2 separate regions of the Homo sapiens genome follow, and region 1 is linked to region 2. Evidence: read pairs that join two places in POLR2A ChIA-PET (ENCODE). Cell type or tissue: GM12878. All regions are shown on one strand. Each heading gives the region's core, and the rest is flanking DNA. Links, peaks and the distances in the headings are about the cores only. Region 1 overlaps PDSS1 (decaprenyl diphosphate synthase subunit 1). Region 2 overlaps ABI1 (abl interactor 1).

Region 1 (17,325 bases), core at 5,150-9,149, 74 kb after region 2:
TCTAAAAGGTGAAGTGTCAGAAAGAGTGTGTGTGATATCAATCATTAGAGAAATTATGATAAATTGTTCAAAATGATACAGTTTGGCAATCAGATTGGGGAAGGTGCGGGAAAGCTTATTTTGATTGAATTCTTGGGAAGAAAAGATGAAAAGTCAACGCCTGCATACCAAAAGAAGATGGCAAAAATGAAAACACAGCAGAAGTCCTCTATTGTTTGGGGATGTCATTCTTTTCCTCATTAACCTCTTGGGATTTTTGGGTACTATTTTAAGATTCTTCACCGAAATATTTTCTAGGAAAATTAGCTCCCAAAAAAGAGCTATGAGGCTTTAACTTGAAGAAAGACAGAACGTACATACTGCTTTACAACTGTTGGCTATCAGGCTGGCGGTCTTCTTGAATGTCTTCTCAAGGTAGTGTGCAAATCTTTCATTCTCATTTTCTTTTGACCCGAGCTGAAGAAATTCACCTATAAAGAAGGAAAGGAGTCATTTGAGAGGTGGCTTTATTGCCTGGCTAAACACCAGGGTTGAATAACAAAGAAGAAAAATCAGAATCAACGTACCACGCACCAAATCTTCAATAACTTGGGTTAAAATAGATATAACAGTTGTATTTCCAATTCGTGCCAGAGCTATAGATGCTGCAGAAAGAATTAAATCTCCAGCAAGAACAGCCTAGAAAAAGACAGGGGGAAAACAGAACGTTCTGAAAAATCCATCAGAGCAGTAGAGCCAATGATGAAACTGACTGGAAGGGAGCTTCGTGGAAGTGGGGGCTCATCTTGGATGCAGGGTTTTTTACCTTCTTCTTCCTCAACAGGAGTCCGTAACAATCAGTTACAGATTTGGAACAGTGTTTGAACTGGACTGGCTCTCAGAGATGACCATGTCACTTCCCAGTTCGTAATAATCAGTTACAGATTTGGGACAGTGTTTGAACTGGACTGGCTCTCAGAGATGACCATGTCACTCTTCCCAGTTTCTAATAATCGGTTACAGATTTGGGACAGTACTTGAACTGTATTGGCTCTCAGAGATGACCATGTCCATCTCCCCAGTTGACACCTGAAGAAATCAATGCCTGGAGAGGGAGAGCAGCTTCACTCACCAGCCCCACCAAAATGCAGCTGCCTTCAGTTTCACTACACTGGATGTTCATTCTTCCTTTGTGCCTTTCCACTTACTGTTCCTTCTGCTCAAAAAGTTCTGCCCCCTTCTTCACTGAGTGGACTTATTTGCATAATTGGTTCAGATGCCACCTCTAAGAAGTTCCCCCCGATCCCTCAGTCTGGTCAGATGCCTCCCTTTTGTGCGTGTACAACACCCATGCATGCTGCGACCATCACACCTTGCGTACCAGTCAGTGATGCTCTAGTCTCTATGCTCCCAGGGCAGTGGGGAGGGTGGAGTGGAGTGGGAGCTCAGACTAGGAATCATCTCAGCTAGTACTGAGCACACCCCAGAGCATGGCACGATACATGTTATTTTCAATAAAAATTAAACCAAAGAATTTTGGCTCCAAGTGAAATGCTTTTTGTACTATGTGACACTGCCCCTCATTCCTAGACAAAAAAAAAAAAAAGTTTTTCCATTGAACACTAAGCAATCAACATATTTCCAGTCTTCTTTAGACTGTGATGGATGTCTACACTGTATTAGCAACTAGTTATAAACTACTGCATAAATAGTTGAATTATATGCTATAACCAAATACACCCTATATATCACATTAATTTGCATATTTAAAGATATATATTACATTCTTTTTTTTTTTTTTGAGAAAGAGTCTTGCTCTGTTGCCCAGGCTTGAGTACAGTGGCATGACCTCGGCTCACTGCAGACTCTTCCTCCTGGGTTCAAGCAATCCCCCCACCTCAGCCTCATGAGTAGCTGGGACTACAAGCGTACACCACCACGCCCAGGTATTTTTGTATTTTTACTAGAGATGGGGTTTCACCATGTTGGCCAGGCTGGTCTCGAACTCCTGGCCCCAAGTGATCCAACTGCCTCGGCCTCCCAAAGTGCTAGGATTACAGGCGTGAGCCACCACACCCAGCCGTAAGTGTTACATTCTGTAGTAATTAGTCATAAAGGCTAGAGTTCACAGAATTTTTAACATAACTATTTAGGTACTTATTGTCTTAGGTTCTTCAGTATCTAAACAGTGATGTTCATTGTGTTTACCAATTAATCACCACTTTATATAATATACATATTATGTAAGACATCCTGATGTAAGTATATGCCTATAAAGTCATTTTACAAATTATGATATATAGGTACCCACTTACATTCCCCGACCCAGCCCCTACATCATTAGCAGCTCAAGGCTCGGGATCCTTTGGCCTTTAGTTCCTTCTTCACCTGGCCGGGGAGATCCTAGAGACCAAAGGTCCAGCATATGACATGGAAGCCACAGGACTGTGACGGCCAGGGGTGGGAGTTAAAGGAAAGAAGTGCTAGGAAGCCCAGGCCAGGCCTAACAAGGGCTCACCGAGGGGGCACTGTGTGTGGGGGGTTTTGTACCGGTAACATAGCAGTTGTGGGTCAGAGGCAGAAACAGGTAGGAACTGGCAAGTAGCCCTGTGCTAAGCAGATGGCTGTCAGAACTGAAAGAGGCAGGTGAAGGCGGCACATGTGTCCTTGACCTGCCCTCAGAAAGAGGTCCCCAGTGGCAGAGGCAGACACACAGGGGCTAGCCAAGGCGGAGACCATCATTTGTTCTCTTGATCCTCTTCCCCCGCCCAAGGCTCCACATAAGGCTTTAGGACTGGCTATGCCTGAAAACAGATACAGCTGACGGCAGGGATGGGTCATAGAGTTACCCACATCCTCTCCAAATCTAAACGCCATCTGCTTTTTGGCCAACATTCTGATGTACAGAATTTAGTCAACAGGACGTAAAACCTTTTAATCTAAAATTTGAAATAAAAGGCATATAAATGAAATTGCAAGACTCGATTTCAAAACAGTCATTTATGTTCAAATAAAACCAGCATGTGAAGATAACAATAAACATATATATATGTATGTGTGTGTGTGTGTGTGTGTGTGTGTATACATATATCTCTTCTTTTAATAAGGAGAATTAAATAGGAATGAACCAGGAATACTATAAATCTATGAGAGAAAAGGAGGTGAGGGTGGGGTAGTTGTTTGCACAAACTTTTTTTTTTTTTTTTGAAATGGAGTCTCACTCTGTTGCCCAGGCTGGAGTGCAGTAGTGTGATATTGGCTCACTGCAACCTCCCTCTCCCAGGTTCAAGCGATTCTCCTGCCTAAGCCTCCTGAGTAGCTGAGATTACAGGTGTACGCTGGCTAATTTTTGTGTTTTTTTAGTGGTGACAGGGTTTTGCCTTGTTGGCCAGGCTGGTCTCGAACTCCTGACCTCAGGTGATCCACCCACCTCAGCCTCCCAAAGTGCTGGGATTACAGGCATGAGCCACTGCGCCTGGCCTGCACAAACTTTTTGTTTGTAGAGCACGTGTGTGGTGATGGCGATGGATGCCTGTGCATTTTCATTCTCATCTGTTCAACTTTATTCTCATCCTTCAACCCAGGATCTATGCATCCTCAAACCAAGTCCCTGTTTCCCATATTCCCAATGCTAATAATATAGAAATATGCTTTAATATATACATATATGAACCAAACCCAATTACAGAACTTCTATTTCAAAAGACAGAATTTTCATGGCAGAACAGTATCTCTCTGAGGTTTCTTTTTTCTTTTATTAGTTTTATTTGTTTGCTTTGGCATTTATATGCAGCACTCAATTATACAAATGTTTAAAAAATTAAACTGAATCTGGGTAATCTAAGCCCAAAAGTAAAACGTATGATTCCTCATGAAATACATTTTTTGGACACCCATGAAAATCCCTTTCCTTATAACCAAAGGAATTCTATTAGAAATACTAAGTTTATTTTTCCATGGTATTTTTTATTATTTATTTATCAAATATCTGTATTTGGACAAGACATGAATACTTTTTTGAAATTCAGAAGACCACATTACATTTGAGCAAGCATATTTTTAATGAGACAAATCTGAGAAACAAATGCGGTCCGAAAAGTGTGTGATTCAGTAAGAGAGATTTTAAAAAAACCAAAAAACCATACCTTCTTTTCACCCCAGATCTTATTAACTGTGTGTTTTCCTCTTCGAGAACTTGCATCGTCAATAACGTCATCGTGAACCAGACTAGCAGTGTGGATCATTTCTGCAATTAAGGCTATGGCGCGCTGGCTGGCTTGCACATGTCTAATTAACAGAAAGCAATGCTTTTTAACAGACGCCGCCTAGAACCTTCTCAGCAATCAGCTTGTGAAAACTGGACATCGGATCTAGGATAAAGAATGTTATTTCTCTAAGAGAAACGGTATAAAAACTCTGGCTTCACCACACAGCCATTTCTATACATTTACAAATGTATGAGAAACCCTGCCACAACTACATTTTATGAATTCCCCATTGAAGAAGTAGAAATTGTACCATTAGCCAAAAAAACAGTAAACGATCAGAAGTCTGGCTGATCTTATTGGGCTGAAGAATCATCTTTATAACAGTGTTCTTGGTCAGGTGTTTAAGTTTATAAGTTTACAATTAAATTTTGGGGTGGATAGGGAAGATAGGTGAGAAGCATTTTTTAAAAGTATTTTAAAGACTCAACTGTCTCAATGTTCAAGGCTTTTAATACTGTCTTTTTTGTTTTTGAGACAGGGTCTCGCTCTGTCACCCAGGCTGGAGTGCAGTGGTGCAATATTGGCTCACAACCTTCGCCTCCCAGGTTCAAGTGATTCTCCCACTTCAGCCTCCATGAGTAGCTGGGACTACAGGCATACACCACCACACCCAGCTAAATTTTATATTTTTAGTAGAGATGGGGTTTCACCATGTTGGCTAGGTTGGTCTCGAACTCCTGACCTCAAGTGATCCGCCTGCCTTGGCCTCCCAAAGTGTGGATTACAGGCGTAAGCCACCGCACCCCGCGTAGTAATGTCTTAAATTAAACGTTTAGTATGACAACCTCAGTAACCAACAGAAGATGTTTGTAAAACTTTCTTCCAACTCACATTTAACCTTCTCATTAGAAATTTAAACTTTTATTTCCCAAGTTTAACACAAACTATAGGATAAGTAGGCTCAAGAAGACAGGACACAGATATAAATTTTACAGTTCAGAGGGAATGTCCCCCATTTCATTTTAATCATTATTACCACCATCATCTATGGCAATTTTTAAAAACTAAATTTCAAGAAAATCAAACTGGCGAAATAACCATTTGGAACCTAAAACATATCCTCATTTAAACACACACTAACCAAATGTTGCACTTATTCCAAATGCTTATTTTCAAATACCATCAGGTTGTATCTTAGAGGGGAAAAAAGGGAGAGGGATTCTGAAATATGACTTTTTCTTTAAAAATCGAATCTGAACATCTGCACAAGGTAATGCTCATTCCAATTCCTCAGACCCGGCAGAAAGCAATGAAAAATGAAGTATAACTACATAAAAGGTGCTGTAATTTAACTATCGACACTAAATCAGCATGAGGAAAGCTTTTGATCTTGCTTTACATATAATTTTAAAATATGATGTCACGCTGGCTCCTCTTACCAGCAGCCTTAGAACTAAACCCTAGACCCTTTCAACTGCTCTCAGCCTGGAAATCATGTCTACAGTGCTACTCATTCCTTTTTTTTTTTTTTTTTTGAGATGGAATTTCACTCTTATTGCCCAGGCTGGAGTGCAATGGTGTGATCTCGGCTCACTACAACCTCTGCCTCCCGGGTTCAAGCCATTCTCCTGCCTTAGCCTCCCAAGTAGCTTGGATTACATGTGCACACCACCACATCCAGCTAATGTTTGTATTTTTAGTAGAGATGGGGTTTCACCATGTTGACCAGGCTGGTCTTGAATTCCTGACTTCAGGTGATCCACCCACCTCAGCTTCCCAAAGTGCTGGGATTACAGGTGTGAGCCACCACGCCTGGCCTCATTCTTTATTAATATTTCAGTTACAACTTCTTAATATGTCTAGATCACAACAAATTCTTCTAAGGGGGGAGTATTAAAACAAAAGCAGTGGAGGGTAGGGACAAATTAGCATATAAAAACCACTTCTGTAGTCTAGGCACAGTTACAGGTTCCTGCCTGTAATCCCAGCACTCTGGAAGGCTGAGGCGGGCGGATCACTTGAGGTCAGGAGTTCGAGACCAGCCTGGACAACAGGGTGAAACTCCAACTCTACTTAAAATACAAAGATTAGTCGGGCATGGTGGTGTGCATCTGTAATCCCAGCTACTTGAGAGGCTGATGCAGGAGAATCACTTGAGCCGGGAAGTGGAGGTTGCAGTGAGCCGAGATTATGCCACTGCACTCCAGCCTGGGTGACAGAGACTTCATTTCAAAAAAACACAAAAAAACCAAAAACCCCAATAAACTTCAGTAAATGAGAAAATAGAGGTTCAGGGTTCAGGTGAGTTTTAAGCCACCTGAATCCCTCAGTGAGATTCAGTTTTTATATTAGAATACTTAAATATTTTTCAGGTAAATTTACTAGGCCCTATCTTCTTTGAGTTGAATGCACAGGAAAAGATATAAACTTTTACAGTTTTTTTTTAATATAAGGCTTTTAGAATATTTTTGCAAGTGAATTTCAGTCTAATAAATTAGACACCTCCTACTAGTTAGCAGTAGACCTTACCTTAAAACAACAGGTAAGGTCTAGCCTTTCTCATGCATTCAGAAGTTGGGCACCACTTCCATTATGATAAATTACATCAGCAGACGGGGCTCCTGCTGAGAAGTTGCAATGAAATTGGCAGCACTCACCAAGATACTAGAGTTGTTTTGGTAATCTGAAGCTATTATTACAACAAAGATTTCTTAAAATATTTTGAAATTTCATAGACTATATATCCATCTAAAAATGTCATTTTGCGCCTGGCGCAGTGGCTCATGCCCATAATCCCAGCGCTTTGGGACGCCGAGGCGGGAGGATCACCTGAGGTCAGGAGTTCGAGACCAGCCTGGCCAACATGACGAAACCACGTCTCCACTAAAAATACAAAAACTAGCCAGGCATGGTAGTGGGTGCCTGTAATCCCAGCTACTTGGGAGGCTGAGGCAGGAGAATCACTTGAACCTGGGAGGTGGAGGTTGCAGTGAGCTGAGACTTGCACCACTGTACTCCAGCCTGGGGGGTAGAGCGAGACTCTGTCTCCGAATAAATAAATAAATAGAATAAAAAATGTCATTTTGCATGGCTAAATTGTTGACTGATGAAATCAGGATGAAACTGAAATGTTATTTGGTACTGTAACACAGCTTCTACGTAGAATATACATCATATTTCAGATGTTCCATAGTTTTACCTGATGTATTTTTTATCCAGTTCAGCTTTAGTGTGTGTCAGCTTACATCTGGGAAATGCTGCCACTGCTTATCCATAACATGAGGGTGGGACAGATGACCAAAATGCACAGATTACAGAAAAACCTCACACTGTCCTTAAGATGACATCTCCAAAATGCCAAACTGAATCAAGCCTTCAAAAAACTGGGCACCATTTCTATTTCCTACTGTGAAATAGTGGATCACATTTTCCCAGGATCTGGGAGAGGTGACAGGCAAGGTAGCATGGAAAATGAAGCCCTTGGTCTTGAGAGTTGGCTACGTCCTCTGTACTTCACACCTGCAAGAGTATGCTATGATTCAGCATGCCTGTCAGGACTTTTCTTTCCTCCTTCATTAGATTTAAAAAATTATCTTTTTTTTTTTTGAGATGGAGTCTTGCTCTTTCACCCAGGCTAGAGTGCAGGGGCGCAATCTTGACTCACTGCAACCTTCGCCTCCTTGTTTTAGTGATTCTTCTGCCTGAGCCTCCCAGGTAGCTGAGACTACAGGCGTGTGCCACCACGCCCAGATAATTTTTGTATTTTTAGTAGAGATGGGGTTTTGCCATGTTGGCAAGGCTGGTCTCAAACTCATGACCTCACATGATCCACCTGCCTTGGCCTCCCAGAGTGCTGAGATTACGTGAGCCACCGCACCCGGCCAAAAAAATTTTTTTAATAATGAAGAGTTTCAAACATACCTAAAAATAGATAGAATAATATAATGACCCTACCAGTGAATCCTTTACGAGGTTTACATGTGGTTTTACAAAATATATTTTCCCTGTTCATACTAATATAAAATGTGAAGTCTTAAATTGCAAGTAAACCCCCAGTGTGTAGGGAGGGATCTGTATCAAGGGCGCCTCCAATCTAAGGAATGGCAGAGTGCAGGGAGGAAGCCTGTGAGCTCCAACTTCTAGGCCATCCTCCCCAGCCACTGCTCATTCACCTTCTAAACCTAAAGAAACACGTAAGGCTCAGAATAAAGTCTGTCTCTCTTCAGTGGGAATTTTTTTAACTTGATCCTAACAGTCATAGATTTGTTAGCATTTTAATGTCAAGAGAAAATAATTGGTATCTAAAAGCAGCAACCCCTGAATATTTTCAGATTTAGCTGTGGATATAATGGATGTCTGCAAAGTTGCATCATAAATGATGCAGGGTTCACACTATTGCTTATTTGCTTGCCACTGAAGAAGAAATTACAAGAGCTTCTGAATCTTGGGATATGTGGAGAGAGACCCCTATGATGATACCTGGATCTACAACTTATCCAGGTTGCTCTGTGCAGAGCTTTCTCTATAGGGTCCAGGGTACTATGGACTAACCAGCATTCAGTTCTTTCAAATTGGGGATGGGTAAGGAAAGTGTAGGAGTGCCCAGGCGCGGTGGCTCATGCCTTTAATCTCAGCACTTTGGGAGGGGGAGACAGGCGGATCACTTGAGGTCAGGAGTTTAAGACTAGCCTGGCCAACATGATGAAACCCCGTCTCTACTAAAAATACAAACATTAGCTGGGCGTGATGGTGTGTGCCTGTAATCCCAGCTACTTGGGAGGCTGAGGCAGAAGAATCGCTTGAACCTGGGAGGCAGAGGTTGAAATGAGCTGAGATTGTGCCACTGCACTCCAGCCTGGGTGACAGAGCAAGACAAAAAAAAAAAAAAAAGTATAGGAGTTGATTCCTTTGCAGACAGAATCAGCCTCATCCTGGCATGGAGGGTGCTGAACAAGGTGCACACACCACGGTCACAAGCCCTGCAGCCCTCTTGCTCTCACTGAGGTTCTTATGCTTGACCTTGCACTCATGCATGAAATGATGACCATCTGCTCATCAAAATCTCCAGCTTAATGGGTGTCCCTTACTGTAGAATGTACTTCAAAGATCCGTTTTAACAGTGACTATGGACATATCCACAGAACCATCTCCTAGGTGAAAGACAAAACCATTTCCTTTGGTAGCAACCTTCTTGCCTATCCCATAAACAGCAGCAGCAGTGGCTGGCTCAGTGACACAGAACACACAGAAACCAGGAATGGCTCTACAGTTGTTAGTGGCCTGACCTTTGGAATCACTGGAGCCAGTCAGTGCTAAATGGCTGTTTTGTTACAGTCTTTTCAGGGATAGGCTTTGGTAATTTCCTTAGTTTTTTATAGTGCTATAAAAGTTACCTCCTCTGAATACAGGATTGTTATCACACCTGGACTCTCAACCTGTTATCTACTGTGAAAACTGTGTCTAATAATTTGACCCCCTAAACATCTAGTTCAGCTTTGAAAACTGGACTAATGTAATCCAATGCCATTGGCTATTTGCAAAATTGATATCAACAGATCTCTGTACAGCACAATTTGGGTAGTCTGTTATCCTGATTGCTGGCAATGATATTCACTTCTTAGAACTAAAAGAGTTTCACACAGGAATGGATGGTGCCAAGATCCAGGTGCCAGTGATAACAGTGTCTTCAATGAGGCAGCTGAGCAGGCTAGGTAGGTTTGGCTTGTCTGAGAAACATGCAGACACTATAACTGTGCTGCATTCAGTGAGTGAAGCAATTTTATAGAAATCTATCATAAAGCTCTTTTTCTTTTCTTTTTTTTTTTTTTTTGAGACAGAGTCTCCCCTAGGCTGGAGTGCAGTGGCGCAATCTCTGCTCACTGCAGCCTCCACCTCCTGGGTTCAAGCGATTCTCCTGCCCCAGCCTCCTGAGTAGCTGGGATTTATAGGTGTGTGTCACCACGACTGGCTAATTTTTATATTTTTTGTAGAGATGGGGTTTCACCATGTTGGCCAGGCTAGCCTCAAACTCCTGAACTCATGTGATCCACCCACCTTGGCCTCCCAAAGTGCTGGGATTACAGGCGTGAGCCACTGTGCCCAGCCCATAAAGCTCTTTTTTGATCTGGGTTCTTTAATAAAATGAGCTTGGGTTTTGCTGAGCTCTGTTGCAAGTTAGGTTCTGCAGGAGGCAGACTCTGAGATGAAGTTTAAAGGACAGGATGTTTATTCGGGATTATCCCTTGGGATTACTGACACCTGAGGGAGGGGGAGAGGATACAGGACTGGGTAGCAGGAGAAGCTGAGCTGGAATCAACAGCCTGAAACACCCTCTAGGGTGTGCAGGTAGAATGGCCCTTCATCTATCAGTCCCTGGATGTGGGCTGCCTCCCGAAGGGGCACAGCCTAAGGTGAGAGGACTCTTTGTAACCAAGGCAATCCTTGAAGAGGCTAAGAAATGAAGGCCAACAGGTACCAACCATACCTGGTACAGCAGCTGGGGCAGAGTCGTGCACTGACGGGGGATCTGGGGGCAAGTCTCAGGATCCACCACAACTCTGTGTTCTGGACATGTCAAGTCTGAGTCTACTGTTGTGTGGATTCCTACTTTCTCTACCCAGACACCATGGTTAGCAAGATTCAGAGAGAAAACAAACACGGGGTCCTGAGCTTTTCAGGGCCCTACTTCCCTTTGAGAATAAACTGTAAGCCATAGAAATCCTTCCCCAAAAAATCCAAATATACACAAAATTTTGCATACAATGTCAAGTTGTTTACAGACATCCCACAACTCCCGTGAACCTCAAGTTAAGAACTCCCCGTAATCTAGTAGGGAACATTTAATGGACAACTGAAAAGCTTAATAAAGGAAAATATAAAAATCAGTAAGTAGTAGTTTCTCCCTCGTGCTCTGTTTCTTAAGATATACCTTCTATCGTTTATTAAAATCCCCTCCAAAGTTTTGTTTTAAAAATCCCCCATGTTTTTTGTTTTGTTTGGTTTTTTTGAGACGGAGTCTTGCTCTGTTCCCAGGATGGAATGCAATGGCGTGATCTCGGCTCACTGCAACCTCTGCCTCCCGGGTTCAAGCGATTCTCTTGCCCCAGCCTCCGGAATAGCTGGGACGACAGGTGCGTGCCACCATGCCCAGCTAATTTTTTGTATTTTTAGTAGAGACAGGGTTTCACCGTGTTAGCCAGGATGGTCTTGATCTCCTGACCTCGTGACCCGCCTGCCTCAGCCTCCCAAAGTGCTGGGATTACAGGCGTGAGCCACTGTGCCCAGCAAAAATCCCCAATTTAATACATACCTCAGAAGCAAAAAAAAAAACAAAAAAACAAAAAAACACAGCATCTGATAAGCCTCCTAAGAGCCATTAAACTTTGATTGTCAAAGGTTTAAAACAGTATCCCTCCATTATGACATCACCAACAAGCAAGCCTGTCAGGTTCAATGTCAGGTTCACTGATCTGGGGCCACTGAGGCTGGAGGGGCTCTCTTGGCACTGAACATGGATGGTGCTGCTCCTGAATCTTTAGCTGCCATTTCCCCCTACTGTCCTAAGCCTTTCTCAGCAAAAGCAAAATCACAAATGGCCCAGCTCTCCAGAAGCCTCATCCCTTCTTCTTAAGTGGCATGGAAATAATACCTACATATTTAGTCCTTTAAGTGCCCGATCCAGAAGAGTCCACAGAAAGCAAGTATTGTCAGGAAGTTGGGGCTTGGAGAGCAGAATTGCTAGGGTACTGTACCACCCAAACCCACGCCACAACCGTGACTTGTCCCCATGCCGGACGCTGTCTCTGCACTGTGACTTTCCTAAGCCCTGCTCCAATCACTTATAGGGAGAATAAGGCTGCAGCTCTGACATTCCCTGGAGAGGGCAGTAGTGAACTTACTATTTAAACTAGCAATGGCTTTTGTTATATTCTCCTATGTTTTCTGCAACTAACAATTTATACAGTTTCCATAAGGCAGGCTGAAAAAACTTCAAATTGGCTGGGCGCGGTGGCTCACACCTGTAATCCCAGCACTTTGGGAGGCCAAGGCCGGTGAATCACCTGAGGCCAGGTGTTCGAGACCAGCCTGGCCAACATGGCGAAATCCTATCTCTACTAAAAACACAAAATTGGCTGGGCGTGGTAGCGTGCATCTGTAATCCCAGCTACTTGGGAGGCTGAGGCAGGAGAATTGCTTGAACCCAGGAGGTGGAAGTTGCAGTGAGCTGGGATTGTGCCATTGCACTCCAGCCTGGGCAACAGAGCGAGACTCCATCTCAAAAAAAAAAAAAAAAAAGAAAAAGAAAAAGAAAAACTTCCAATTATGGGGACAGTGGGTGATAGTACTTAAAGCAGTAAAAAAAAAAATTTCCTTCCCATGTTTATTTCTGAGAGCAATGAACTGTATTACATATTAAGAGAGAAATTAAAAATATAAACACATTCTCTAGACCAGTGATTCTCAACCAGGGGCGAATCTGCGCTGCGTGGGACCATGGGACACTTGGCAGTATCTGGAGGCATTTTTGATTGTTACCAACTCGGGGGCATCTAGTAGGTAGAGTCAGCGATGCTGCTAAACATCCTGTAATGCACATGGCAGCCCCCAGTGACCCCCAACAAAGAACAATGTGGCCCAAAATTTCAACAGTCCCGAGGCTGCGGAACTCTGCTCTGGACTGCAGGAGATGTTATTTCAAGTTTGGCTCAGAGGGAGCGTTTTTGCTGCTCTGCCTTCCGGTAAAGTGAAAGTGGTCCTGACAATGGTTAAAGGTCAATGCCAGAGATTTCACTGCTTGCTACAAATATACTGAGAGCTCTTTGAAAAGCCCAGCTAAAGTGGCAGCCAGACCTGGGCATGGCAATATGTACTGGACAAGGCAGGGCCAGCAGCAGGGCAGAGAAAGCTGTGGGCAGAGGAGAGGAGCCACTAAGAAGCAATATCTGACACTCATTCTTACAGCGTCATTAAATTCAGTGCTGACAAATCTTAGGCATTCCTTAAATATCTACTGAGAAGGGGAAATATAATACAAATGTTCAACACTAGGGAGATGTATTAGTACATCATGGTCTACTGGAATTTCCATCAATAGATTATATGATGTAATTGTGAAGACATTTCATTAATTTATTTTAAAAACTTTTTTTTTTTGAGACTGAGTCCATGCAACAGATAACTCAGACTTGACACGTCCAGAAAACAGAGTTGTGGTGGATTCTGAGACATGCCCCCAGATCCCCCGTCAGTGCATGACTCTGCCCCAGCTGCTGTATCAGGTATGGTTGGTACCTGTTGGCCTTCATTTCTTAGCCTCTTCAAGGATTGCCTTGGCTACAAAGAGTCCTCTCACCTTAGGCTGTGCCCCTTCGGGAGGCAGCCCACATCCAGGGACTGATAGATGAAGGGCCATTCTACCTGCACACCCTAGAGGGTGTTTCAGGCTGTTGATTCCAGCTCAGCTTCTCCTGCTACCCAGTCCTGTATCCTCTCCCCCTCCCTCAGGTGTCAGTAATCCCAGGGGATAATCCCGAATAAACATCCTGTCCTTTAAACTTCATCTCAGAGTCTGCCTCCTGGAGAACCTAACTTGCAACAGAGCTCAGCAAAACCCAAGCTCATTTTATTAAAGAACCCAGATCAAAAAAGAGCTTTATGGGCTGGGCACAGTGGCTCACGCCTGTAATCCCAGCACTTTGGGAGGCCAAGGTGGGTGGATCACATGAGTTCAGGAGTTTGAGACCAGCCTGGCCAACATGGTGAAACCCCATCTCTACTAAAAATACAAAAAAAAAAAAAAAATTAGCCGGGCATGGTGGCTCATACCTTGAGACCACATCCTGGCTAACACGGTGAAACCCTGTCTCTACTAAAAATACAAAAAATTAGCGGGGCACAGTGGCAGGCGCCTGTAGTCCCAGCTACTTGGGAGGCTGAGGCAGGAGAATGGTGTGAACCCAGGAGGCAGAGCTTCCAGTGAGCCGAGATCACACCACTGCACTCCAGCCTGGGCGACAGAGCAAGACTCCGTCTCAAAAAAAAAAAAGATGCCAGACTAGATTCCTGAGTGACTTTAGTGACTTAAAGTCAGAATCTAAACATCACAAAGTGAATTTTTAGGTACATGCTACTTTTTTTTTTTTAAGACAAGAGTCTCGCTCTGTCGCCCAGGCTGGAGTGCAATGGCGTGATCTCAGCTCACTGCAACCTCCGCCTCCCAGATTCAAACGATTCTCCTGCCTCAGCCTCCCAAGTAGCTGGGATTACAGGCACCTGCCACCACGCCCGGCTAATTTTTTTTGTATTTTTAGTAGAGACGGGGTCTCACCATGTTGGCCAGGCTGGTCTCAAACTCCTGATCTCACGATCCACCCGCCTCAGGCTCCCAGAATGCTGGGATTATAGGCATGAGCCACCATGCCCAGCCGGTATATGCTAATTCTTAAATGGGAAATGAAACAGTAAGTAACCCCGGGAAGAAAGACTTCCCAAATATAAAAACAAGAAAGGAATGAAAAAAAGAGCTCACCGGGAGTTGTTATGATGAATATTGCATGCTCGGGCCATTAGCGCCACAATAATTGGTCGAAAGGCTTTCCCTTTCCCATCAAAGTAGTACTCAGACATTTCCTTAAGTTCTGATGTTGATATAAGCAGTTCCTGAAATAAAGTTTCTCTGTGTCACAATGGCATCAAAAAACTGCACAGAAAGCCAACAGGATTTCTTTTTTTTTTTGAGACGGAGTTTCGCTCTTGTTGCCCAGACTGGAGTGCAATGGAACGATCTCAGCTCATTGTAACCTCCGCCTCCCGGGTTCATGCGATTCTCCTGCCTCAGCCCCGCAAGCAGCTGGGATTACAAGCACCCGCCACAATGCCTGGCTAATTTTTTGTATTTTTAGTAGAGACGGGATTTCACCACGTTGGCCAGGCTGGTCTTAAACTCCTGACATCAGGTGATCCACCCGCCTCGGCCTCCCAAAGTGTTGGGATTACAGGCGTGAGCCACCGTGCCTGGCCAGGATTTCTTCTACAAAACTTTGGTTTAATTTAAGTGTATTCATTTCAATTGAGAAATTCAACACTCCGTGGGCAAGGCTCCCACGCTGCAGGGCCATCCACCTGGCTGTCCTGCAGGCTAGAACATAAACAATGCGTGGATCAGCCCCAAGTGGCCTGAATGCTAGAACAGGTACTGCCACCTGCCCCGCTGACAGAATCAGACACCAGAAGACCCCAAGAGACAGCAGGAGGTGGAAGAAAGCACTAGGTGGCTAAGGGACTCTGGGCTCATTGACAGCCGGACAGCGAAAGGAACAGGGGCTGGTTCGCAGCTTGAAAGATGGAGGCGGGAAGAGAAAGATGGGGAAGGTGGAAGCCAGTGGCCGTCGGGAGCCTGTGAAGCAGGTCAGGCGGGTGGGGTGTGATGGGTAGGGTGGCAAAGTTGTTTTTTTAAATTTTTTATTTTAATTTTTTTAGAGACAAGGTCTTGCTCTGTCACCCAGGCCTCAGGGCAGTGGCACGATCATAACTCACTGCAGCCTCAAACTCCCAGGGGCAAAGCTGTTTACGAGGGGCAGGAAGATAGTAAGGCCACAGCCAAGGAGAAGAAACAGGGCTCAGTCCATCTGGCTTGGCCTTTATTTGGCAAAAGACATTTTGAGGGTTCATAGAGGCCCACGTAAGCGCATAGAGCCCATATAAGGCATGGGCTGCCGGATTACAAGGAGCCTACAACTGAACTGGGGAGAGAAACATTTTGCAAATATGAAACAATCAATGACGAATACAGTGGTAGCGTGAACAATGCTGTACATTAAATACATTGAAAGTTCAGGGAAGGAAGAGATCAGTGCAGGCTAGAAAAACTGAGTATTTCATGGAGGAGATGGGCTTTGATGTGGGATTAGAAGCCTAAACAGGGTTCTGATTCACAAAGAGGACAAGAGCCTTCCGGCTGACGGGTGTGTGTCGCTTGTATCTGCCACTCCAAGACTAAGTCAGAGTTTATCCCCTGGATGCAGTGGGAGTCAATGAACCTCAGCTCGGCACAGGTGAACACAACAAAGTGGGCCCATCGTTCATTCAGTAAATTACCGACTTAGTGCCAGGCACTGTAACAGACACAGAGGTCACAAAGGTAAAGTAAGACAAGCCTTGCCTACAAGGAGCTCAGGGTCTAGATGGGGAGAAGTAAAACGATCACTGCCGTTGACACAACACAGTGTGATGGGTGTGGTGCTGTCACCCAGGTAAGCTGTCACCTCGGAAGCTGAGACAGGGAGGAGAAGAGCACGAATGAAAGGACCAGGGGCATGGAATTGCCTGGCCTGGGGCAGTGGGGACTGACAAGAGGCAGACTAGAAGGACATAGAGGGGAAGGAGAGGGACAAGTCCTGGGTTCTTCCCAGGTTCCCAAGGAACAGGAAAACAGCAGAACAAACAACTCGTGGGGGAAAAGTAGAGTCTCAGCTGAGTTAAGCCTGAGACCGTCATGGCCGCCCCATGGCGTTCCCGGTGAGTAGTTAGCTACCTGGGTGTGGGAGATGTGATTCAACCTGGAGTAGTGATATTATTTGAGAGACGTAAGTATGGACACAGATATATAAGGAAGAGAGAGAGGAGGGGGCCCACGGAACCCCAGGGAATGGCAAAATTAAAGGAAGTGAGCTGGAGGTGATGAACCGAAGAAAAGCCTCAGGATAAGGAGGGGGAACAAAGTGCAGAGTGAAGGGAACCATGTTTCAAGGAGGGGTTACAGTCAATAGTGCCCAATGGTCAGAAAACCAGGAAGTGTCCGTTACAGTAGATAGCTAGTCAGGCATGAGCAGGGCAGGAGAGGGCTCCCCGACCCACAACAGGAAGGCGACCATCACGTGATGGTCAAGCAGTTGTTAACTGTGTCGCTAAAATACTAATTGGTCACAGCTGGTGCCAAGGGACGGCAGTCTCTCAATAGATACAAAAACCTGAAACTGGTGATCAGCTTCCCAATAAGATCTCGGGAGTTGGGTGAGTCGGCTCAACCATGCACACTAAGAGGCAAAATGGCAGAGCTTAATTGGTGTATGTCCTTCTAGGAAAACTGGGACTGGTATGGGAAGAATGCCTCACGTGAGCATGCGCAAAACTCCGGTAA
Region 2 (13,589 bases), core at 6,376-10,375:
GAAATGATTTGAAAATCCAAACGAAGGCAGTCAGAATCACTGTTCTAAGCCTATTTTTAGATTTTTTCCCCTTCAGTTGGTTTCCTTTCTAGCCACCTGCAGTTTTATGTGCAGTTGCACGTGCTCATTTTTTCTAATTTCCCCCCTCCCCCGAAGCTTGGCAAGCAGCTTCTTTATTGCTTTTGGTTTGTTCTTTTTGAAGAGCACAGTGTAAATTATAAAGCCTTCATTGAGTATTTAAATGTATTTTAAAATATTTTTGAGAAAATGCAGCATAATTATGGAATACAGGACACTCTGCCTCTAAGAATCTTTTCTGATTATAGTTCTCGATATTATATTAATATACTATATATTAATATGCAGAATATATCTTTTTTATTCTTGCAGTTTTTTTCTGTTTTTAAAGATTTGTCTGGATGACAGAGCTTTGGGAGATGGAACTGGAAAAAAGCTAAAAAAATTGCCTCTTCTAAGAAATCATATAACTGGATTCACAAAAATACAGTGATACTTATTTTAATAGGAGTACTATTGAATTTACATTTAATGTAGTTAATGATATATTTGAATTCAAATGAAACAACATCATTTTGTGTTTTCTACTTATGTCATCTGTTCTGTCTCTTTTTTCTCCTTTCTTTCTTTTGGATTAACTTCCTTCGGAGATTTGTTACATGTGTACATGCTGACTCCTGCTTGTGGTGAATTTTTTTCCTTATGTGTTTTGTAAATTTGTGTTGTAAGCTTATTTTAAGATCTCATGTGTTGAGATCTCTGTGCCACTTAAGGGATATACCATTGATAAGCTAAGCTGAAGGTATATTCCCTGTTCTGCTAAGTGTTCTAGGATGCCGTCAGTCCAGGACTATTTATACTTTTTGAACCTGAAAACTTCATGGAAATGTGTATACTTTCTAGAACATTCCCCAACCCCACCTCAGTGTGTGCGCCTTAGTTTCCTATAGTTGCTGTAACAAATCACCGCAAATTTAGTGGCTTATAACATATCTTTATTATCTTACAGTTCTGGAGGTCAGAAGTTTGAAATGGGTTTCACTGAGCTAAAATTAATATGTGGATAGGGCTGTGTTCCTTCTAGAAGCACTAGGGGAGCATCTGTTCCCTTGCCTTTTTTCAGCTTCTAGAGGCCACCTGCACTTTTGGCGCATGACCCCTTCATCCATCTTTAAGTCACCAATGGCCAGTTGAGTCTTTTTCGTATGGCATCACTGATCAGTACTGACCCTCTGGCCTCCCTCTTTGGCTTGTAAGGACCCTCGTGATTTCATTTGATTCACCCCCCCCAATACTGGATAGCACCCCGTCTCAAGATTCTTAATCACATCTGCAAAGTCCCTTTTGCTATATCAGTTCTAACTTCCCACCTTCAGCAAGCCCAAAGGGTATTTTAATTTTGTCCCCATGTGGCATAAAAGTACAAGCTCCTTTGCTAGAGGCCAAAAAGCTACTACAGAGTAGCTGCAGCCTTGTTCATGTTTTCTGCTCTGAATTTTTGTCCTCTCTTTTTCCTAGTCTCCCTGGATTTTCTTTACTCTCTTTAGTTTTGGACTGTGAATTTTAAAAAGATGCTTTCATAGCATCTTTAAATCAAGCATTTTTAGGTAGTTTCTAGTGGGAGAGATTTCAGGTTATCTAATGTGCCATATTGCTCTAGTTGGCATTGCTTATATTAGTAAGGTAATAATGACTTTAACAAGACATAAAGTCTGTTACTTTGTTTTCCTATTATCCTTTAATTTAAAATGCTTTTAATGTCAATCAAAACCCCTCAGTGAATCTCATCTTTGAAAAGTCAGTTAATTGTGATTAAAACTCAGTTTCTTCATATGAACATTCCGTTCTACTCTGATATCGACAAGCCATGCTTTTTTTCTTTAATCTGAACAGCATGTCTTGGTTTACAGCTCTGACCCCACTATTCAGCCAGATCAGGTTTTTCCTACCATGCCTTGCCTTCCTTCTTGACTGTCTGCTGAGATTCTCCCTCATTTTTACATTTTCTGTGTTTCTGCTTATCTCATTTGAGCTAAAGGCATATAGATACTCTTCTGTACCAAGCTGTTATCTTTGGACTTCATTTTACAACTCCCTCCCTTCCTCCCTGTGATAATATGTGAATGTGATTAAAAACCAGTCACATACTACCTAAGGGATTACAATGACAAGCGGAATTCAGTGCAATCCCTTCCTATCCCTAGTCGTGCTTTCTAGAGCACTTATAGAGTGCATATTGTATACCAGGCTTTTTACATAAATGAACACCTATGAATTAATTCATTCTTATAACAACCTCATTTTACAGATGAAGAAATTGATACACAAAGAGCTTAGGCAACTTGTTCAGGATAATACATCTATTAAATGGCATCATTTGAACCAGGCAGTCTGGTTTTAGAATCTACTTGTTATCACTATGCTATACTGTCCTTAGTTTTAGACTAAAAATTACTTTCCTTTAGACTTAAAAAATAAATTTTACTGTGTATATTTGAGGTTTACAACATGACGTTATGGCAGGGGTCCCCAACCCCTGAGCTACTGGCCTGTACTAGTCCGTGGCTTGTCAGGAACCGGGCTGCATAGCAGGAGGTGAGCAGAGGGCCAGCGAACATTACTGCCTCCTGTCAGATTAGCTGTGGCATTAGATTCTCACAGGAGCGCAAACCCTATTGTGAACCTTATGTCCAAGGGACCTAAGTTGCATGCTCCTTATGAGAATCTAATGCCTGATGATCTGAGGTAGAACAGTTTAATCCCAAAACCATTCGCCTGTCTCCCCAGTGCGTGGAAAATTGTCTTCCACAAAACCGGTCCCTGGTGCCAAAAAGGGGACTGCTGTGTTATGGAATACATATAGACAGTAAATTAGTTACTATAGTGAAGCAGATAAACACATCTGTCATTTCACATAGTTACTTTTGTTAAGTGATGAGCACCTAAAATCTACTTATTTAATGAAAATCCTTAATACAGTCATGCTTGCTTAATGACAAGGAAATGTTCTGAGAAATGTATTCCTAGGCCATTTTGTTGTGTGAACATCATAGAGTGTACTTACGCAAACCTAGATAGTACAGCCTACTGTATACCTAGGCCCTATGGTACAGCCTGTTGCTCCTAGGCTACAAACCTGTACAGCATGTTACTGTCCTCAGTCCTGTAGGCAATTGGAACACAGTGGTATTTGTGTATCCAAGCATGTCTAAACATAGAAAAGGTACAATAAAAATACAGTATTATAATCTTATGGAACTATTGTTATTATGTGGTGTGATATATATGTGGTCCATTGTTGACCAAAATGTTATGTGACACATGACTGTACAATACAGTTTTATTAACTGTAGTCCTCGTGTTGTACATGGATCTCTAAACTTATTCTGAATATCTGCTATTTTGTATCTTTTGACCCACAGCTCCCTCTCCTTTCCCCCCAAAATAACCATGGTAACCACTGTTTCATTCTCTATTTCTGTGTATTTGAGCTCTTTTATTTTATTTTTTGAGACTGGGTCTCACTCCGTCACCCAGGCTGGAGTGCAGTGACACAATCATGGCTCATTGCAGCTTAGACCTACGAAGCTTTTGAGCTCTTTTATTTTATTTTTTGAGACTGGGTCTCACTCTGTCACCAGGCTGGAGTTTCTCCGTATTGCCTTGGTTATTTAGGATTTTTGTGGCTCTGTATGGATTTTAGGATTGTTTTTTCTATTTCAGTGGAGGATGCCATTAGAATTTTGATAGGGATTGGGTTAAATCTGTATATTGCTTTGGGTAGTATGGCTGTTTTAACAATATTAATTATTCCTATCTATGAACATGGGATATCTGTCCATTTATTTGTGTCTTCAGTTTCTTTCATCAGTGTATTATAGTTTTCAGTGTACAAATCTTTAACCTTCTCGGTTAAATTTACTCCTAAGTATTTTTTTTTGGATGCTATCATAAATGGAATTGTTTTCTTAATTTCCTTTTCATCTGGGTTATTGTGTGTAGAAATGTTACTGATTTTTGTATGTTGATTTTGTATTCTTTAACTTTACTGAATTCATTAGTTCTAGCAGTGTTTTTATCTTTTCTGTGGGATCTTTGGGGTTTTCTGTATTTAGGAACATGTCATTTGCAAATAGAGATAATTTTACTACTTCCTTTCTGATTTAAATGCCTGTTTATTTCTTTTTCTTGTTTGATGGCTCTTGCTAGTACTTCTAGTACTGTGTTAAATAAATTTTTTTATTTTAGAAGTCAACATATTTTAAAGGAAATAGTTCATTTCTTCTCCCTTCCAATATTGTCATTGAGATGTCTTATGTGTCACTGATTGCAGATCCTTTGTATATTCTTATCTTTTTCTCTCTGGAAACTTTTGGCATATTTAATCTCTACTGTGGTGCTTTGAAATTTCACAGTTATGTAACTTGGTATGGTGTTTTTGGTTTTTTTTTTTTTTTGAGACAGTCTCGCTCTGTCGCCCAGGCTGGAGTGCAGTGGTGCGATCTTGGCTCACTGCAATCTCCGCCTCCTTGGTTCAAGCAATTCTTGTACCTCAGCCTCCCGAGTAGCTGGGATTACAGGCGTGCGCCACCATGCCTGGCTAAGTTTTGTATTTTTAGTGGAGGCAGGATTTCGCCATGTTGGCCAGGCTGGTCTCAAACTCCTGGCCTCAAGCAATCCGCCCAACTCAGCCTCCCAAAGTGCTGGGATTACAGGCATGAGCCACCACTCCTGGCCCTAAGTAACAACTTCTAATGTCTAAGATTGCTAAGATGAGTTGTATTTATTATTGGCTATAAGCTTTTTCTAGTTTCATATCATCAGGTAAACTCAGTTAAAAACTTGAATAAGAACTGGGAAACAATAATAATAATAAAAAGCTAACATATATTGATTTTTCTACATGCCAGACACTGTTGAAAATCCATTCTATATATTGCTTCATTTAATCCTTACAGTAACTGTGTGAAGTTGATAACTGTTTTTTTGCTTGTTTTTACATCTCGTATGTATGGTAAGGAAACTGAGGGCATAGGATGGTTAAGTAACTTACCCATGTGCACACAGTTAGTAAATGGTACAACCACCTATTAAATCCACACAGTTTGGTTCCTGAACTCAACTCTTAGTCATTAGACTGTACTTCCTGACATATGTAGAGAATTTTATTTTACTTATTTTTTATTTATTGAGACATGGTCTTGTTTTGTCACCCAGTTTGGAATGTAGTGGCATGATCACTGTTTACTGCAGCTTCAACCTCCTTAAGCAATTCTCCTGCCTCCTGTGTAGCTGGAACTACAGGCGTGAGCCACCATGCCTGGCTAATGTATTTATTTTTATTATTTTTATTTTTATTTATTTTGGAGACAGGGTTGCTCAGGCTGGAGTACAGTGGCACGATCTTGGCTCAATGCAACCTCTGCATCCTGGGTTCAAGGGATTCTCCTGCCTTAGCCTCTCGAGTAGCTGGGACTACAGGCGCACATGTCATGCCCGGCTAATTTTTATATTTTTTGGTAGAGATGGCGTTTCACCATGTTGGCCAGGCTGGTCTTGAACTCCTGACCTCAAGTGATCCACCCACCTTGGCCTCCCAAAGTGGTGGGATTATAGGCGTGAACCACTGCACCCGGCCCTTGCCTGGCTAATTAAAAACAATTTATTTTTTGTAGACACAGGGTCTCACTATGTTGCCCAGGCTGGAGAATTTTAAATATATCATCTTTTTAAGAAGGGAGAGACACTCATGAAATATTAAAACAAATGTTAGTTGTTAGGTAAGAAGTAGTAGGTTGAAGAATTAAGTTCAAATTCATGACCTGGTGCTTAGAAGATCAACTGTGATCTAATGTTCTATTAAAAGCTCATATTTAGCTTAGATTCTAGTTTGGATAAAAAATGATTATCACTAAATTAGGCAAAAAAGTTTCCTTTTTGAGGTGGGTATGTAATTACCACATAGAGTATTTAGTAGTTTGTCTTATATAATTAAGCAGGCGAGGAGGAGACAGAAAAATGTCATGGGAAGTACTAAAAAATTAGACGTGGGCCAGAATGTTAGTGACAGATTCAGTTTTTCCCAGGCCAAAATATTTCAGAATAATTCTGATCCAAGTGGTTTTTGTTTTTCCACCAGAGTCTGATTTTGCAGCTCATCTTTTCTAAATAGATCTATTTTATGGTGTGTATATGGGTCATTCTGAATCAAGTTAACTTCGAAGTTGATTGGGACCTTGTTTCAAGCTTATTGAACAAAGATCTGTAACACAGAATTTTGGGCATAAGGCCATTTCCAGAGTCTGGTCCAAATAAGCAATAACAGACAAAGATTGTCTCTTTCTTGGCTGAAGGCTTCCTCTGTGCAGCTTGTCTCAGGACTCTCTTCTTCTGCCCTTTTTATACCCCTCTCCTTTCTCTATTCAGGGCAAAAATATTTTGATTTTCATTCTGTAGTTATTTTTTAGCAAACATTTATTGTGTTTTTACTTATGTACAAGGTTCTTTGCTTAAAACCTATAATGCCCTTCCTGTAGTAGCAGTGGCAGTTGTGAGGATGATAGTAGGCCTTCTGAGATGATATTGTAGAAAATCCATGGAACGTTAAGTAGTGTTGCTATGTCATACTTCTTTCCTGCCTGGCTTTCTGTCTTTTGATGATTAAGAAGGATTTTTCTGGAAGATCTTTAAAAGAAGCATATGTGTTATTTTTATTTCCTCCAGAGTGACAAGGGAGAGGAAAAAGAACAAAATGAAAACCTATTTCTATACAGCAGTTTAAAATAATCATATCTTAAAAGATAATTTTAAAATCTTGTCTGCTTATGGAGTTTGTCATTTTATTTCTACATTTTAGAAAATGTTTTCCTCTCTAAATATAATTGCTTTTAGAATATTTTAATGTTTCCTTTAGAACATTTGTTTACCACACAATTAATTTTATTTATTCAATTCCCAATCTACTTATTTTTATAAAAGCCTTGCTTGACCATTTAAAAAGAAGTTTTCAAATTTGGTCTCCTAATTTCCATAATCTTTTCTTCAACTCTTAATTAGAGTAGAGTTCAACTTACTTTTATTCATACTATTTTAGCTTTTCTCTCATCTCGGAGAAGGTGTTGTGTTTTCATGCCTCTTTTCCCTGGCTTATGCTGTCCCCTGTGCTTGGATTTTGACCTTTTTCCCCACTCTCCTTTTTTCTCTTTCACCTGCCAGTTATGGCTGGCAAAAATGAGGTTTCTTTCATGGAGTCTTTTGATGTTGCTTCAGGAATATTAATCATTCTTTTCTGTATGCTATTTGTGTGTAATTAAAGACAAAAATTACACTTATTCAAAAGAATAAATGTAATATATGTTATGCATATATAATAAATCAGACATCTCTGAATCCATCGTTAAAACTAAAAACTAGAAAATGACCAATTCTGTTTCTTTTCTCTGTATACTTCTCACCAACCACAAAAGGGATGTTTATCATTCCCTTGCACTAAACATTTTTTTAAATCGCATGTATGTGTATCACTAAACAATTATTGTTTAATTTTGCTTGTGTTTGGGCTTATAACAATGGATTCATCCTGTATGTAGTCTAGCATGGCTTGCTTTTTTTATTCAGCATTATAATTTCTAAGATTTATCCGTATTACATATACATAGTTCATTCATTAGTAGTTTGTTCATTCTCATTATATAGTGTATAATATTTCAAGTATAAATATGCCATTTATTTGCATTTAAATGTAAAGGATCTGGAATTAGTTTTTTCCTATGGTTTGAGGTAGGGATCCATTTTCAGTGTTTTTTTCTATATGGCAAAATAGTTGCTCTACTCAAATAAAACATTCTTCTTACTGTGCTATCACTGTAAGATACCAAGTTTCCTTATAAGCATGATTTTTTTTCTGAATTCTCTCTTCTGTTGTATTGGTCCATTTATTTAACCCTGTAAGAACCCTACTATCTTCTTTACTATGGCTTCGTATCTCAATAGGCAAGTTACCCTCCTCCCTTCTAGTTTTTCTTTTAGACCATGTCTTAGCCATTCTTTCCCCTTTGCCCTCCCATATAAATTTAGAACCTTTAAAATCTCTGTTGGCATTTTTATTGGAATGCATTGAAGCTGTAGATCAGTTTGGAAAGACTTGGCATCAAGGTAACATGGGATAGAAGGGGGACAATCGGGTGTATGTGTGGTTGTGAGTAGATGGGGGTGTGTTGTATCTGGCTTTGAAGACCATTTAAGTTTTTTTCCAGGTTTTTCTTTCAAACTCCTATCTCACTGTTTCCTTATTTCTTATTTATAACTTGAAGTAAAATATAATTGGATAGGGGAGAGAGCTTTTAGGGTTTTATTCAGGGTGTTCTAGTAATTTTTACTTTGAATATTTCTCTTGATTATGTTATGTTCCATATTGCCTTTAGTCTCTCTCACAACTCTTGATATGATTTTTGCTTGTCATAATGAGTCTGCCAAAAGAGTTTTCCACTTGTATTATATTCGCTCTGTTTTTTTTTTTTTTTTTTTTTTTGAGACGGAATCTTACTCTTACCTGGGCTGTAGTGCAGTGGTGTGATTGTGGCTCACTGCAGCCTTGACCTCTTGGGCTCAGGTGATCCTCCCACCTCAGACTCCTGAGTAGCTGGGACTGCAAGTGTGTGCCACCATGCCCAGCAAATTTTTTTGCATTTTTTGTAGAGATGGGGTTTCACCATGTTGCCTAGGCTAGTCTCGAATTCCTGGACTCAAATGATCCATCCTCCTTGGCCTCCCAAAGGGCTGGGATTATAGGTGTGAGTCACTGAGCACAGCCAGTATTAGCTCTGTATTATGCCTCTTGCATTACCCAAATTCAGAGGCCTTGTTTGCTTTTATTGGACTAACTAGAACTATGTCATTTTTACCAGCCCATTGCAGTACAGTTTCATTTTATGTGATAAAAATACAACATAAGTGGTCACTTCTGCAGCACGTACACTAAAATTGGAACAATACAGAGAGGATTAGCATGGCCCCTGTGCAAGGATGACATGCAAATTCATGAAGTGTTCCACATTTTTCTGACAAAGGTCTAATATCCAGCTTCTATAAGGAACTTAAAAGAAAAAAAAACAACCCCATTAAAAAGTGGGCAAAGGACTTGAACAGAGAACAGACACTTCTCAGAAGACATACATGTGCGGCCAACAATCATTTGAAAAAAAATTCAACATCACTGACCATTAAAGAAATGCAAATAAAAACCACAATGAGCTACCATCTCATACCAGTCAGAATGGCTATTATTAAAAATTCAAAAAAATAACAGATGCTGGCGAGGTTGTGGAGAAAAAGGAATGCTTTTACACTGCTGGTGGGAATGTAAATTAGTTCAACCATTGTGGAAGACAGTGTGGTGAATCCTCAAAGACCTAGAGACAGAAATACCATTTGACCCAGCAATCCCATTACTGGGTGTATACCCAAAGGAATATAAATTATTCTGTTATAAAGACACATGCACATGTATGTTCACTGTAGCACTATTCACAATAGCAAAGACGGAATCAATCTAAATGTCCCATCAGTGATAGACTGGATAAAGAAAATGTGTGGTACGTATACACCATGGAATACTATGCAGCCATCAAAAAAGAATGAGATCATGTCTTTTGCAGGGACATGGATGGAGCTGGAGGCCATTATCCTTAGCAAAGTAATGCAGGAACAGAAAACCAAATACTGCATGTTCTCACTTATATGTAGGAGCTAAATGATGAGAACATATGGACACATAGAGGGGAACAGTGCACACTGGGGCCTACTGGAGGGTGAAAGGTGGGAAGAGGGAGAGGACCAGGAAAAACCTAATGGATACTAGGCTTAATACCTGGGGGATGAAATAATCTGTACAACAAACACCCATGACACATGTTTACTTATGCAACAAACTAACACATCTTACATATGTACCCCTGAACTTAAAAGTTAAAAAAAACATAAAATATTAATAAAATACAGAAAATCCCTTTTAAAATGTGAAGATTTCCTTCACATTAAAAATTTTGTGAACCACTGCGTAATTTCAAAACTGAAAAGGGGATTAAACAGTTTCTTTTATTGTCATTTGATGTTTAGTCAGGAAACGGAAACACCATCATTTGTTATACGTCTTGAATTTTGTGAGCTTTGAATTATATAAAACATATGTAATTCAAATGTGTGTATGTATTCATGCTTTAAAAGGTGATTCCCCCTGTACATGTTCATTTTTTTGGTTACTTCCAAATTTGTTCCATGTATATTCTATTTTGATTTTGTCTCTTCTCCTTCAGGTGCTGATGCATCAAGCATGGTCTTCATTTATTGACAACTTGTCTTTGGGTTTTTATCTTTTCTCTAGTTAGTACTTTTGATACCCCTACCTCTAAGATCCACTTTCTTTTTTCTTTTTCCTTTTCCCTGGTGTCCTGGTGCTTGAGGATAGAACTGGCAGACGGGAAGCTGCATGGCTCCAAAGACATGCCAAGGGGGCCAGAGCTCTTCCCTTTGCCTCTGTACATAACAGGGAGTGGGACTACAAGTTCCTGCCAAGAAAATGAGGATCCACTTTTTTTTTTTTCTCAAATGAATTTTAGCATTTGTTTACGTTGGAATCAGTTGAGTTTTCAAACTGCTGGTATCTTTTTTTTTTTTTTTTTTTTTTTTGAGACGGAGTCTCGCTCTGTTGCCCAGGCTGGAGTGCAGTGGCGTGATCTTGGCTCACTGCAAGCTCTGCCTCCCAGGTTCATGCCATTCTCCTGCCTCAGCCTCCCGAGTAGCTGGGACTACAGGCGTCCGCCAACCACGCCCAGCTAATTTTTTGTATTTTTAGTAGAGACGGGGTTTCACTGTGTTAGCCAGGATAGTCTCGATCTCCTGACCTCGTGATCCGCCCACCTCGGCGTCCCAAAGTGCTGGGATTACAGGCGTGAGCCACTGCACCCGGCCTCAAACTGCTGGTATCTTAATGTTTATTAGACTGGCTTTGAGGAGTTCTTAAAAATTGTATTGCCAGTGGCAAAACTGGAGATTTGAACCTAAATCACATTCATCATATTTCAAATACATAATGTGTTACATTCATGTTTTCATATTAATATTTTAGAAATGCTTTATCTTAATTGCAGAGTTGTAGATTGGGTAGTTTGATAAATAAGATTCAGATTTATTATTTTTTAGTACTTTTTTGTATCAAGCAATGTTAGAGTTTCTAATATGCTATTCCCATTTTATATAAGCTGTGTTAGTCCGTTTTCACATTGCTGATAAAGACATACCTGAAACTGGGAAGAAAAAGAGGTTCAGTTGGGCTTATAGTTCCACATGGCTGGGGAGGCCTAAGAATCATGCCGGGAGGCAAAATGCCCTTCTTACACGACGGCAGCAAGAGAAAATGAGAAGGATGCAAAAGTGGAAACCCCTGATTAAACCATCAGATCTCGTGAGACTTATTCACTACCACGAGAACAGTATGAGGGAAACCGACCCCGTGATTAAAATTATCTCCCACTATGTCCCTCCCACAACACGTGAGAATTATGGGAGTACAATTCAAGATGAGATTTGGGTGGGGACACAGAGCCAAACCTTATCATAAGCAAAATGAAATTTTAGTTAATTAAAACTTGCATAAAATGTTATATCCAATAAGCAAAAGAGTTAGTATTCAAACATAATTTTCTAATTTCAAGATTGCACGCTTTTTTTTTTTTTTTAACCAGTGGGTCTAAGGATTGCTATAGGGTACTCTCCTGGGCCATCTAGTTCTTCTCAACTGGGGTTACTCTGATTTTGACTCTCATATATTAAGACTAAAAGCTTATTGTTTTTTAATGTCAGACTGCTGCTTTTGCTATGTAAAGTTGAAGAAAAATGTATGAAAGTAAGGAAATTCAAGTATGAGAAAGAATTAGTCTCGCTGAAAAAGCTAACTCTCGCTTGGTGAACATATGCATGCTGTTGTTATACAAATGTTCCAAACCTGTTCCCTTTTTTTTGCTCACCCTGCCATATGGAGGGTTGTGCTTTGCTGGACATGTTGTGTTTTGGACTTCTATGATTCAGAATTGAGAGAATGGAGAGGGAGTAGACCAGAGTAGAATTTTTCAAGTAATTTGAAATCGTGTCCTGAATAATTCTGCAGTGTGTGAGTGAAGTAGGAAGGGTGAAAAAAGGATGATTTTAAGGAGGAGAGTTGTGGATTCCATGATGTTTGAGAAAAATAGGGAAAGAACAAGACATTTTGAATTAATTTTTCCCTTGAGGACTGGGGACCATGTGGGATGCTCTTTTAATAGGGTTTAAACAGGTGAGATGTACACATTTTTCATTTTGTTTTCTCAAGTTTACTTCTTTTGTAAAGATCTCCATGGTTACACCATAGAGAGCAGACTGGAAAAAGGCCAGACTGGGTACAAGTGGACCAATTAGAAGACTGTTGCAATAGCCAAGGTGAGAGATGATAGTAGATTGAGTAGGATTAAAGTGTTAGAAACAGATTTCTGGTATTTAAAGGTAGATGTGACAGGATTTAGTAAAATTAAACATGAAGTAAATGCTAGATGTCTGACTTACATAAACCAATAGAGAATTGAAGTAGGAGCATTGAAATAGGATTGAGGAGCCTGTGTGTTTGATTTTGAACACGTTCACTTTAAGGTACCATTGAAATATCTGAGAGAATGTCAGTTTTATACACGAACCTATAGCTTAGAGGAGGGTTCTTGAATAGATAAAGAAAAGTTTGTGTGTATATATGGTAATTTAAGCCTGAATGTGGATGAGTTTGCCGAGGGGTCATAAAGAGGAAAATGAACTGGGAGACACTGTCTGTAACGTGACCTTAGAAAGGAGACAGAGAATGAGTGTTCGGGAGAGTTAGAAACAAACCTAGGTAAATACTGGTCCATCTTTTCCAACTCCCATTGAAATCTCAATATTTTCCCTTCTATGGAGTTAGGGATTCCTCAACTTAATTCTGTGCTGAGCAGAACTGAGCTAAAATTTGTACTAGTGCTGGACCTATTAGAAAAGGGAGGAGTTTAAAAGATGTGTAGAGAGGCGGGGCATGGTGGCTCATGCCTGTAATCCCAGCACTTTAGGAGGCCGAGGCGGGCAAATCACTTGAAGTCAAGTCAGGAGTTTGAGACCAGCCTGGCCAACATGGTGAAGCCCCGTCTCTACAAAACATACAAAAATAAGCCGGGTGTGGGGGCACATGCCTGTAGTCCCAGCTACTCGGGAGTCATGAGACATGAGAATCGCTTGAACCTGGGAGGCAGAGGGCGCAGTGAGCCGAGATCGCACCACTGAACTCCAGCCTAGGCGACAGAGCAAGACCCTGTCAAAAAAAAAAAAAGTGTAGAGAGGCATTCTACAAAAATGGGGCTCTTTACGTTTTGTAACATCAATGAATCAATGATTGTATCAGATAATCCTCAGAATTACTTGGGGATGGGGGTGGTCAGAATATGTGAATTGTTTCACTATAAAAACAGTTTTTTCAAGAATTGTGAAGAGTCAGATTTTGCCCTCCATGCAAGCTAAAATCT

The links. Peaks named below come from ENCODE experiments on the same cell type or tissue, not always from the same donor. Only the 100,000 strongest peaks of a DNase experiment are listed, where the experiment ranks them.
Region 1: POLR2A ChIA-PET joins it to region 2 with 9 read pairs; 3 of 35 experiments call an interaction of 5 or more read pairs at or near these places.

What each region holds. Positions count from the first base shown.
Region 1 is chr10:26,707,159-26,724,483 of GRCh38, reverse strand. It overlaps PDSS1 (decaprenyl diphosphate synthase subunit 1), which reads right to left. Exons shown (of 12, transcript NM_014317.5): 5 at 14,716-14,846; 6 at 4,125-4,266; 7 at 567-678; 8 at 361-470. It also overlaps the pseudogene HSPA8P3. Among named protein-coding and RNA genes, the nearest start is that of PDSS1, 18 kb to the right of the region's middle. In GM12878, for the core only: no CTCF peak of the experiment used is centred there; no DNase peak of the experiment used is centred there.
Region 2 is chr10:26,786,028-26,799,616 of GRCh38, reverse strand. The region is part of intron 2 of ABI1 (abl interactor 1); the gene reads left to right. It overlaps LOC124900293 (small nucleolar RNA SNORA57), which reads right to left and starts at 10,600; the gene lies at 10,460-10,600. It also overlaps the pseudogene RNU6-946P. RefSeq lists a silencer at 8,929-9,018. In GM12878, for the core only: no CTCF peak of the experiment used is centred there; no DNase peak of the experiment used is centred there; H3K27ac peaks cover 282 bases.